Regions from separate parts of the Homo sapiens genome. Here regions 1 and 2 are each linked to region 3. Evidence: chromatin contacts called from ENCODE Hi-C or POLR2A ChIA-PET data. All regions are on one chromosome and are shown on one strand. The core of a region is the stretch at or near the end of the contact, and the rest is flanking DNA. Distances in the headings are between cores, read along the strand shown. Region 1 holds the start of CBY3 (chibby family member 3). Region 2 holds the start of HNRNPH1 (heterogeneous nuclear ribonucleoprotein H1). Region 3 holds the start of HIGD2A (HIG1 hypoxia inducible domain family member 2A).

The links. Hi-C counts contacts between places; a loop is a spot of excess contacts on that map. ChIA-PET counts read pairs that join two places held with the same protein, here RNA polymerase II (POLR2A). Pooled maps may share reads with other maps.
Region 1: a pooled map shows a loop between it and region 3 (26-fold over the local background). The contact joins the promoter of CBY3 here to the promoter of HIGD2A in region 3. A Hi-C loop is called at or near these places in 1 of 37 single-sample maps with no recorded cell type and 4 of 50 pooled maps. POLR2A ChIA-PET finds 5 or more read pairs at or near these places in 1 of 52 experiments (naive thymus-derived CD4-positive, alpha-beta T cell).
Region 2: a loop to region 3 is called in a map with no recorded cell type, with 14 times the contacts of the local background. The contact joins the promoter of HNRNPH1 here to the promoter of HIGD2A in region 3. A Hi-C loop is called at or near these places in 2 of 37 single-sample maps with no recorded cell type and 8 of 50 pooled maps. POLR2A ChIA-PET finds 5 or more read pairs at or near these places in 1 of 52 experiments (activated CD4-positive, alpha-beta T cell).

The regions. Positions count from the first base shown.
Region 1 is chr5:179,679,312-179,682,302 of GRCh38, forward strand. It overlaps CBY3 (chibby family member 3), which reads right to left and starts at 1,723. Exons shown (of 2, transcript NM_001164444.2): 1 at 1,562-1,723. The coding sequence starts at 1,607. It also overlaps a transcript of CANX not described here.
Region 2 is chr5:179,622,103-179,625,167 of GRCh38, forward strand. HNRNPH1 (heterogeneous nuclear ribonucleoprotein H1) reads right to left here and starts at 1,569. Exons shown (of 14, transcript NM_001257293.2): 1 at 1,493-1,569; 2 at 935-1,062. The coding sequence starts at 1,031. The region is part of intron 4 of LOC128966623 (a long non-coding RNA gene); the gene reads left to right. RefSeq lists enhancers at 1,341-1,510, 1,566-1,860, 1,610-2,395, 2,396-3,065.
Region 3 is chr5:176,387,443-176,390,316 of GRCh38, forward strand. It overlaps HIGD2A (HIG1 hypoxia inducible domain family member 2A), which reads left to right and starts at 1,309. Exons shown (of 2, transcript NM_138820.4): 1 at 1,309-1,531; 2 at 1,889-2,319. The coding sequence starts at 1,378. The coding sequence ends at 2,055. NOP16 (NOP16 nucleolar protein) reads right to left here and starts at 1,156. Exons shown (of 5, transcript NM_016391.8): 1 at 991-1,156; 2 at 793-901. The coding sequence starts at 1,097. It also overlaps a transcript of ARL10 not described here. RefSeq lists enhancers at 460-1,143, 795-1,994, 1,267-1,586, 1,787-2,006, 1,828-2,511.

The sequences.
Region 1 (2,991 bases), core at 473-2,972, 3.3 Mb after region 3:
CTCTCAAACCGCGAGGCCGGCGGACATGTCTTAGCCCTGCAGCTACGGCTGCGGCTGTGTCTCACCAGCTGCTGGCCACCGAGGAGCCCGTCGTTCCACGCTGCACAGGCAGCAGTCTCACCTAAACCATCTTCCCCAAAGACCACTGAGGATCAGGCCCTGGGATACATATGCAGATGAAGGACGGGAGGAGGGCCTTGTTCTGAGTTGCAGCTGGAAGGGTGAGGGGTAGGGAATGGTAGCAAGACAAGTAAGTAGGTACTTAAAGGAGGAGTAGGACTTTGCCAGGTGGGTTGAGGATGGAAAATGGAGAACTTCTAGGCAGAGGGAAGAGCCGAGCAGGGCTTTCTTTTTCTTTTTTTTTGAGACTGAGTCTCGCTGTCGTTGCCCGAGCTGGAGTGCAATTGCGCGATCTTGGCTCACTGCAACCTCCACCTCCCGGGTTCCAGCAGTTCTCCTGCCTCAGCCTCTTGAGTAGCTGAGATTACAGGCGCCTGCCATCACCCCCACCTGATTTTTGTATTTTTAGTGAAGACGGGGTTTCACCATGTTGGCCAGGCTGGTCTCGAACTCCTGACCTCAGGTGATCCACCCAACTCGGCCTCCCAAAGTGCCCGGATTACAGGCATGAGTCACTGCGCCTGGCCTTTTTTTTTTTTTTTTTTTTTTTTTTGTATTTTTAGTAGAAATGGGGTTTCACCTTATTGGCCAGGCTGGTCTCGAACTCCGGACCTCAGGTGATCTGCCCGCCTCAGCGCCAAAGTGCTGGGATTACAGGTGTGAGCCACTGTACCCGGCAGGGCAGGACTTTCATATTTCAGATGTGAACACGAGCTTGGATAGGATTGGTGCTGGGAAGAGCAGAAGAGGAAGCTGGGAAGGTGGACCAGTGCACTATGTGAAGGTGCCCTACAGGCAGGCTCGGAAGCTTAGACTTCCTTTTGTGGGTAAGAGGGAACTGCTGAAGGATTAGAAAGCCGGGGTTAGATCTGGATTCTGAAAGCAATCTGGGAGGATATCTAGCATAGCCAACAGCATTATTGCCCTCATCATTCAGTCATTTGATAGACTTGAACTAGCATCTGCTCTGTGCCAGACTCTGGTCTTGGGAAGGGGACCTGAAACAGCCTCTGCCTGCCCTCAAGGTGCTCCTAATCCAGCTTGGAAGACAGATGCGTGTATAGACCACAGTCCAGTGTGTTCACTGACATCCTGGGGTGTGTGCCATGGGCTAGACCTATGCATAGGGCTCAAAGTATCAGGGATTGTGCACACTAAACATGACTTTTATTCCAAACAAACTGTGCCCTCAGGAAGTCCAAAGTCCAGATAACAGACAAGTCCCATTTTGCTCACTTCTCTCTGCACCCCCCACCCCTGCCCAGTAAGTGCTGATTCTATTATGTGAAAAAGGGAGCTATGTGTTGTTTCTAATTCCTCTTCTGCCCATGGGCAGTGAGAAGAGAAAGAACTAGAGCAGGGTTCCCTCTGTTATGCCTTCGTTAATTCATAATACACTTATCCCTCACATATAGGTGGACAGAGGCTGGATGGTACATACCATCCCCAAGATCTGGTTCAGGGAGATGGTCTCTGGAAGCCCACATCCAGGCCCACCCTTGAGATTGTATCTTCTCGGAGGATGTTTCCCCGTTAGTCCTCACTGTATGTTGTGCCTCACCTGGAAGATGGGGTGGAGTTGCTGAGCTGCTGTCCCAGGGCTAGTCCCATCTCTGACCCACTCAGCTCTTGTCCACCTGCTATGACTCACAATGCCTCCAGGCCAGGCCACCCCAGGACAAGAAGGGGTGCTGACCGCTGAGCTGTCAGATAGACTCTGGGCTCTCCCCTGCATGCATTCAGTGCATCATTGAGCACCTACTGTGTTCTAGGAACAGTTCTAGGGAAGTGAAGAACATATTCCCTCACTGAGCTGTCATTCTTGGCAGGGGAATGAAGGGAGTGATCATAAGCAGAGTCCAAGACAGGAATTTGTTCTAGGGGAACTAACAAGATAGTCTCTCAGGAAGCTAACAGAGCGTGTCATGGGTCAGGTTCCCTAGAAGCAGAGCCTAAGCTGAGCATTCTTGTTCAAGTGAATTATTGGGGAAATGCTCTCAGGAGAAGGGGGTGAGGGAAGCAAGACAGGGCGAGAAAAAGGCTAAGGCTGAGCCAGAGTGTGGTCTCACGTGGAGACTAGCTTCCGCTTGCTCTCATGGGGAACTCTGAGCACAAATGGCACCACAGTTAGGCCTCCTTAAAGCAAGGGAGCCCGTCTTTTGTACCCTCCTTCTACATGTCAGTTATTGGCCAGGGCAGCTGAGAGTTACCAGCCAGCTCCTACAGCACCTATGGGATGGGTGCACCACCAGTGATAGGGATCTCAGTAGGGCGCCAGCTGAGGAGGGAGGAAGATAATAGGATAGATGATGAAAATGAAAGGGCAGACTAGCCAACATGGCAAGACCCCATCTCTACAAAAACAAATTAGCTGGGCGTGGTGGCATGCGACTGTAGTCCCAGCTACTCAAGAGGCTGAGGTGGGAGGATCACCTGAGCCCAAGAGGTGAAAGCTGCAGTGAGCAGTGATTGTGCCACTGCACTCCAGCATGGGCGATAGAGACCCTGTGTTTAAAAAAAAAAAAAAAAAAAAGAGGGCCAGGCGCGATGTTTCATGCCTGTAAATCCCAGCACTTTGGGAGGGGAAGGTGGGTGGATCACCTGAAGTCAGAAGCTCGAGAACTGCCTGACCAACATGGTGAAACTCCGTGTCTACTAAAAATAGAAAAAATTAGCCGGGTGTGGTGGCGGGTGCCTGTAATCTCAGCTACTCAGGAGTCTGAGGCAGGAGAATTGCTTGAACCTGGGAGGCAGAGGTTGCAATGAGCGAAGATTGTGCCACTGCACTCCAACCTGGGCAACAAGAGCGAAACTCCATCTCAAAAAAAAAAAAAAGGAATGATTAAATTAATAAGAATATCCAGGCCGGGC
Region 2 (3,065 bases), core at 319-2,818, 3.2 Mb after region 3:
AGAAAATATTCAGGAAACCTATGTACTGCAAAAACACTTCCCTGGGCTTCAGTGTCTTCAACTGTATAGTGAGCCAGATTAAGAACTAGATAAGAAAACACTCTTCAATTATCAAATCTTGATTAGGAAAACTGAAATTAAGACGTGACATTTTAACTTTCCGAAGAATGCTCCTTTTTAAGAAAACACCAAAACTGGAAACAAGAGGTTACACTTCAAGATATTGCAAAACATTACTATTATTTGTCTAATCACTCGGCCATTTTCTCAAGATTGAGGAGGAAATCCCACCTATGCCAATTTATCCTTTCGAAAAAAGACACCCGGGCCAGGCGCGGTGGCTCACGCCTGTAATCCCAGCATTTTGGGAAACCGAGGTGGGCGGATCACTTGAGGTCAGATGTTCGAGACCAGCCTGGCCAAAATAGTGAAACCCCGTCTCTACTAAAAATACAAAAATTAGCCGGGCGTGGCGGTGCGCGCCTCTAGTCCCAGACACTCGGGAGACTGAGGCAGGAGAATCGCTTGAACCCAGGAGGCGGAGGTTGCAGTGAGCCGAGAACGCGCCACTGCACTCCAGCTTGGGTGACAGAGACTCCAACTCAAAAGAAAAAGAAAAAAAGACACCCATAAAAGAAAAGCTGGTGTTCAAAGATAGGTAAAGAAAACAAAGTCTGCCAAACCTGCCGCACTCCCCCAAGGGCCAGGAGGACGGGCGGGGCTTTCGAAATTTCCATTGCGTAACAGCGGGCCGCCGGGCGCGAGCAGCACAGCGGTGAGTGTAGTCGCCCGCGCCTCGCCAGGGGGCGCCCCGGGTCCCACCCGGCCCGGCCCGGCCCGGCCCGCCCCGCCCCGCCCCGCCCCAGCCCGGCCGCCCGCCAGCCCGCCCGCCCCGGCCTCGAACTCGAACTCCCGCGTCCTAGTTCTAACTCACCAGAAAAAAACCTCTGCACTTCATCGGCCGAGCAAGACCAGGGCAAGCCCCGGACCTTCACCACGAATCCCTCTCCACCTTCCGTGCCCAACATCATCGTCTCTTACGCGGTCCGGCGTCGAAACAAACTGCAAAGCGGGGAGGACCAGAACTGAGAGCGCCAATTAAGCTGTCCTTCGCCTCCGAGGCGCGCCCGGGCCCGCACCGCCCCCCCACGGAGCAAAAACCGGGCGGATGCACCCACCCCGGCGACTCCAACACCTCCTCGTCCGGCGACCGGACCCCCAAAGCTGTCCTGAGCAACAGCTGTCGGCGCCCCGAACCGTGGGGGCCCGGGCCGAGAGCCAGCGTAGAGGAAAGGAAATGGCGGCGGCCGCTTCCGCTCCGCCTCCTCCGACTTCTCACACAATAGAGTCGGCGCGGCCTGCAGGCCTCAGCGGCGGTGCCGAGATTCAGCGAACCACTCGCGGCTCTCGACGGCAGCCTGCAGCTCGCCAAGGTCCCCGTGGCCCTCCCAGAGATATGGGGACAAACAATCCTCGCAAAAACGGTACCCACCGTGGTCGCTGAACTGCAAGCGAGGACCCACCGCGACTCACCTAGACACGCGACTTCTGCGTGGCTAAGACGAAATGGCCAGCGGGCGCCTGCGCAACCTAAATAAGGTCCCTTGTGCGAGTTCTGCGCACGCGCAGCCAGCTGCCCGCACCGCCCCGTTGCGTCACAAAGAGCTCTGGCGCATGCGTAATTTCAAGAGCCAGCCCACCTCCCGCCGGCGGATTATTACACGCTTGGGTTTTGGGCTCAGCACCCCCACCCATAAACCCGCCGGGCTTTTTGTTGCGCCTGCGCCTTCCCGCGAATATTGAACTTCGGAGTCCTAGCGGTTTATAATTATTTCATGCGCATGCGTCTTCCTTGAAACCGTTCTCTAGCCTTACCCGCCAGCGTGGGGGAGGGGAATGGCGGCCGCCTGTTCCCTATGGGACTGTATAGGAGTCCCGAGCTCTGGGTTGTGATGAGGTGGGCGTCTTTCTACCCCTTGCCCCCAGGCTCTTACCGGCGCGCTCCTGGCCGACCTGAAAGGAGGGGCGCGGCCTTCAGGCGTTCCCACTCCCCGCGCCGCCTGTCTTCCCTTTATCCCCAAACCGGCCGAAGCTGGTCAGCTGCAGATTGTCGAACGTCCTGGGAGCTGCGGGGCTGCGGACGTCCCGCGCCCGAAGCCACCCGTATGGTGCCTGGGGCACGTCCCAGCCCTGTGTGCCTCCACTTCCCCTTACCTGCCGTCGTCGGGCCTAGGGCCCCGGTCGGCGCGAGGTTTCCGTGCCTGTGGCTCGCGCCTGTACCCAGCTTTTGCCTAACGAATTCGCACCCTGTGTACCCCTTGACCCGCCTAACGGTCGGCAGGCCTTGACTGCCCTGGGGCCCTGGCACGAGGAGGGATCGCGAGCGCGGGCTCCACGGGTGCGCGCCGGCCTCTGCGCTCGGTAGGTTACCGCTGCATCTCCCAGAGCAGAATTGGTAAGAGTGCGTCCATTCACCAGGCGTAGACGCTGCATTCGAGGAGGCCCCCGGGTCACCCCATGTGCACACATGCTGCGAGATGACTAATGTTCGTGGTTTCTAGCAGCACTGCCCAAAACCTAAGATGCCGTAGCCTCCCAGGCCTCCCCATGTCTGATTTGGCTGCCTTCCTCACCCCAGCTTTAGTGGACACAGACAATACACAAATTAACAATAAGGTAGTGCTGGACCCTGCCGCAGAGCTACCTTAGCTAGTGCAAGCCTGAGTGCCACCCTGGGAAGATGCGGACAAAGCATGTTTCCAACCCCAGTGCCACAGAGTCCGAATCCAGTTTTGACAGGTTTGAGAAAAAGTAGAGAGGACATCAAAAGAAAGACAGGAGCCCAGAGCTAAGCAGGGCCTGATCTTCAAAGGCCACTTAGGCCTTGGCAAGGGTGTTATCTCCGAGAGAAGGCTTTGGCAGGTGATCAGCAGGGGAGCCGTAAACCCTGTGTAAAGGAAAACTCTTGCTGGATGTGAGGGGGATGCAGATGGAGCAGGCAGGGTGAATGACGGTACATACCAGGCCCTCTACTACAAACTGAACTAGAAGCACACACCTGTGGT
Region 3 (2,874 bases), core at 59-2,558:
GGGCTTCGCGAATGAATTTGTTCCATTGCCTTAGGCAAGTTTCTTTTTATTCTTTCATGCCAGAGGAAAATGGCACTACCATTTCTTGAATAAATGTGAGGCTACAGCCACACAGTTAGATAGTCCCTAAGGCAAGGAGTGTTATACCCATTTTATAGATAGGCAGGCAGAGAAAGATGAATTGCTTGCTTTTCTTTTGGGAACCTGGATTCTTTTAATAGTTGTTGAAGCCTCCAGGGGGCCAGGCGGATCACTTGAGGCCCAGCCTGGCCAACATAGCGAAACCCTGCCTCTACTAAAACCACAAAAATCAGCCGGGTATGGTGGCACACGCTTATAATCCCAGCTATTTGGGACGCTGAGGTGGGATATAGCTTGAACCCGGGAAGGAGACTGCAGTCAGGGAAGCCTAGGGAAGCCTCAGACCAAGGATGATTGAATAACAAAGAAAAGGTGTAAGTAAAGATCTCCAACTCTTAGGGAGTACTAATTAGGAAAGTTAAGGGTAGAAAAAGATAAATTAAGGAAAATACCGTTGAGATGCTAATGGGTTAATTTCAGAGAAAAAAGACTGAGTAGAGGGGGTATGGGGAATGTGTGCTGGGGAGGGAGTGTGACGAAGGTCGTAAAGAGACCCTTGCTCAACGTCAGTTGAGCGTTCTGACTGTGGGGAGGTCGAAAACTCGGAAGGGCCTGAGGGAAGGAATGGGCAGTACCACGTTCTGACACCTAGGTCAGTATGGCGGGGGAAGAGTAAAGAAGACAAGGACCGAGACCCTGCCATGTCAGTACCTTTCTCTTACGGAGGGGCACCGCCCTGTTGGGGTCCACAGCCAACCCCATCTCGGCCAGGTTCTGCCGTACCGATTTAGCGTGGTCCCAGGCATGTCGGATGTGGGAGCTACCGGCAAAGAGAGACATCGCGGATCCGTCATCTCGCGGACCGTCCCGGCCGAGGCCCACGGCCACCCGGAACCCCAGCCCCCTCACCATTCGATCCGCGGCGCTGCCTTCCGTCGAGCATTCCGGTTCAGACGCTTTCGGTTGACACTGTAACCAAACTTCTGCCTCCGGGTTTTGCCCTTGGCCTTGGGCATCGCGCTGACCACCGCACCAGCAGCTCAAACACGCTGCCTCTGTCTCTCAGACCTCGTGTAACAAACTCCTTCCGGAAGGCGTGCACAAGGCTTTGCGGGCATTTGGGGAAATGTAGTCCTTTTGTAGCACTACCGTGCTGAGCACTACGACTCCCAGGATGCAACGAGCATTTGCGCCTGCGTACAAGGCTCAATTTATTCGTTTCCCCGCCCCTTTCATGACCTTCACCGGGAGGCTGAGGTCGGAGTCCCGATTTTCTCCTGCTGCTGTGGCCCGGACATGGCGACTCCCGGCCCTGTGATTCCGGAGGTCCCCTTTGAACCATCGAAGCCTCCAGTCATTGAGGGGCTGAGCCCCACTGTTTACAGGAATCCAGAGAGTTTCAAGGAAAAGTTCGTTCGCAAGACCCGCGAGAACCCGGTGGTACCCATAGGTAAGTGGGTGCGGTAGGAACTGCACAAGGAGAGGACAGTGATGTCGGAGGGAAGGAAGTAGAGAAGGACCAGAGCGCTAGCGGGGAGCGGAAGGAGAGCGGACTAGAGAAGAGACGAGGGGGCGGGGCGGTGAGGGGCGAAACTGATTGGAGCGGGAGCAGCGGGTTTAGGGGGCGGGATTTGGGGCCTAAGATTGGGAGGACTCTGTAACTAGGAAGACCTCGACTCGACCTACCCTCGCCGCCCTCCCTCCGCTGTGATCCAGAGATCTTGGCTTTGGGGAAGCGAGACCCAAAGCGGGGAATGACCTGCGGGGCCCGACCTGCTGTTTCCCAGTTGCTTTGTCCCCTCCTCAGGTTGCCTGGCCACGGCGGCCGCCCTCACCTACGGCCTCTACTCCTTCCACCGGGGCAACAGCCAGCGCTCTCAGCTCATGATGCGCACCCGGATCGCCGCCCAGGGTTTCACGGTCGCAGCCATCTTGCTGGGTCTGGCTGTCACTGCTATGAAGTCTCGACCCTAAGCCCAGGGTCTGGCCTTGAAAGCTCCGCAGAAATGATTCCAAAACCCAGGGAGCAACCACTGGCCCTACCGTGGGACTTACTCCCTCCTCTCCTTTGAGAGGCCCATGTGTCGCTGGGGAGGAAGTGACCCTTTGTGTAACTGTAACCGAAAGTTTTTTCAAAAATCCTAGATGCTGTTGTTTGAATGTTACATACTTCTATTTGTGCCACATCTCCCCTCCACTCCCCTGCTTAATAAACTCTAAAAATCCACTTGTATTTAATTCAGTATCATCCCCATGGTTTTTGGTCTTTGATTTTGGAGGAAACGGACTTTGGAGTGGTGCTTAGAAATCGTGTAGTCTAGTGATTCCCGAACTTTCCTAGTAACAGCCACCCAGGGCACTTTGAAAGCAGAGATTTGGCCAGGCGCAGTGGCTCACACCTGTAATCCCAGCACTCTGGGAGGCCGAAGCGAGCGGATCACCTGAGGTCAAGAGTTCAAGACCAGCCTGACCAACATGGAGAAACCCCATCTCTACTAAAAATACAAAATTAGCTGGGCGTGGTGTTGCGTGCCTGTAATCCCAGCTACTCGCGAGGCTGAGGCAGGAGAATCACTTGAACCCGGGAGGCGGAGGTTGTGGTGAGCTGAGATCGCGCCATTGCACTTCAGCCTGGGCAACAAGAGCAAAACTCCATCTCAAAAAAAAAAAAAAAAAAAAAGAATCTCAAGGTCACTCCTTGAGATTCTAGTTCAGTGGGCCTAGAGTAATGCCATTTGAAAAATACTGGTCTAGCCAGCAGTTTTTCAGACTTTCAGTAGGACAACCTTCCTT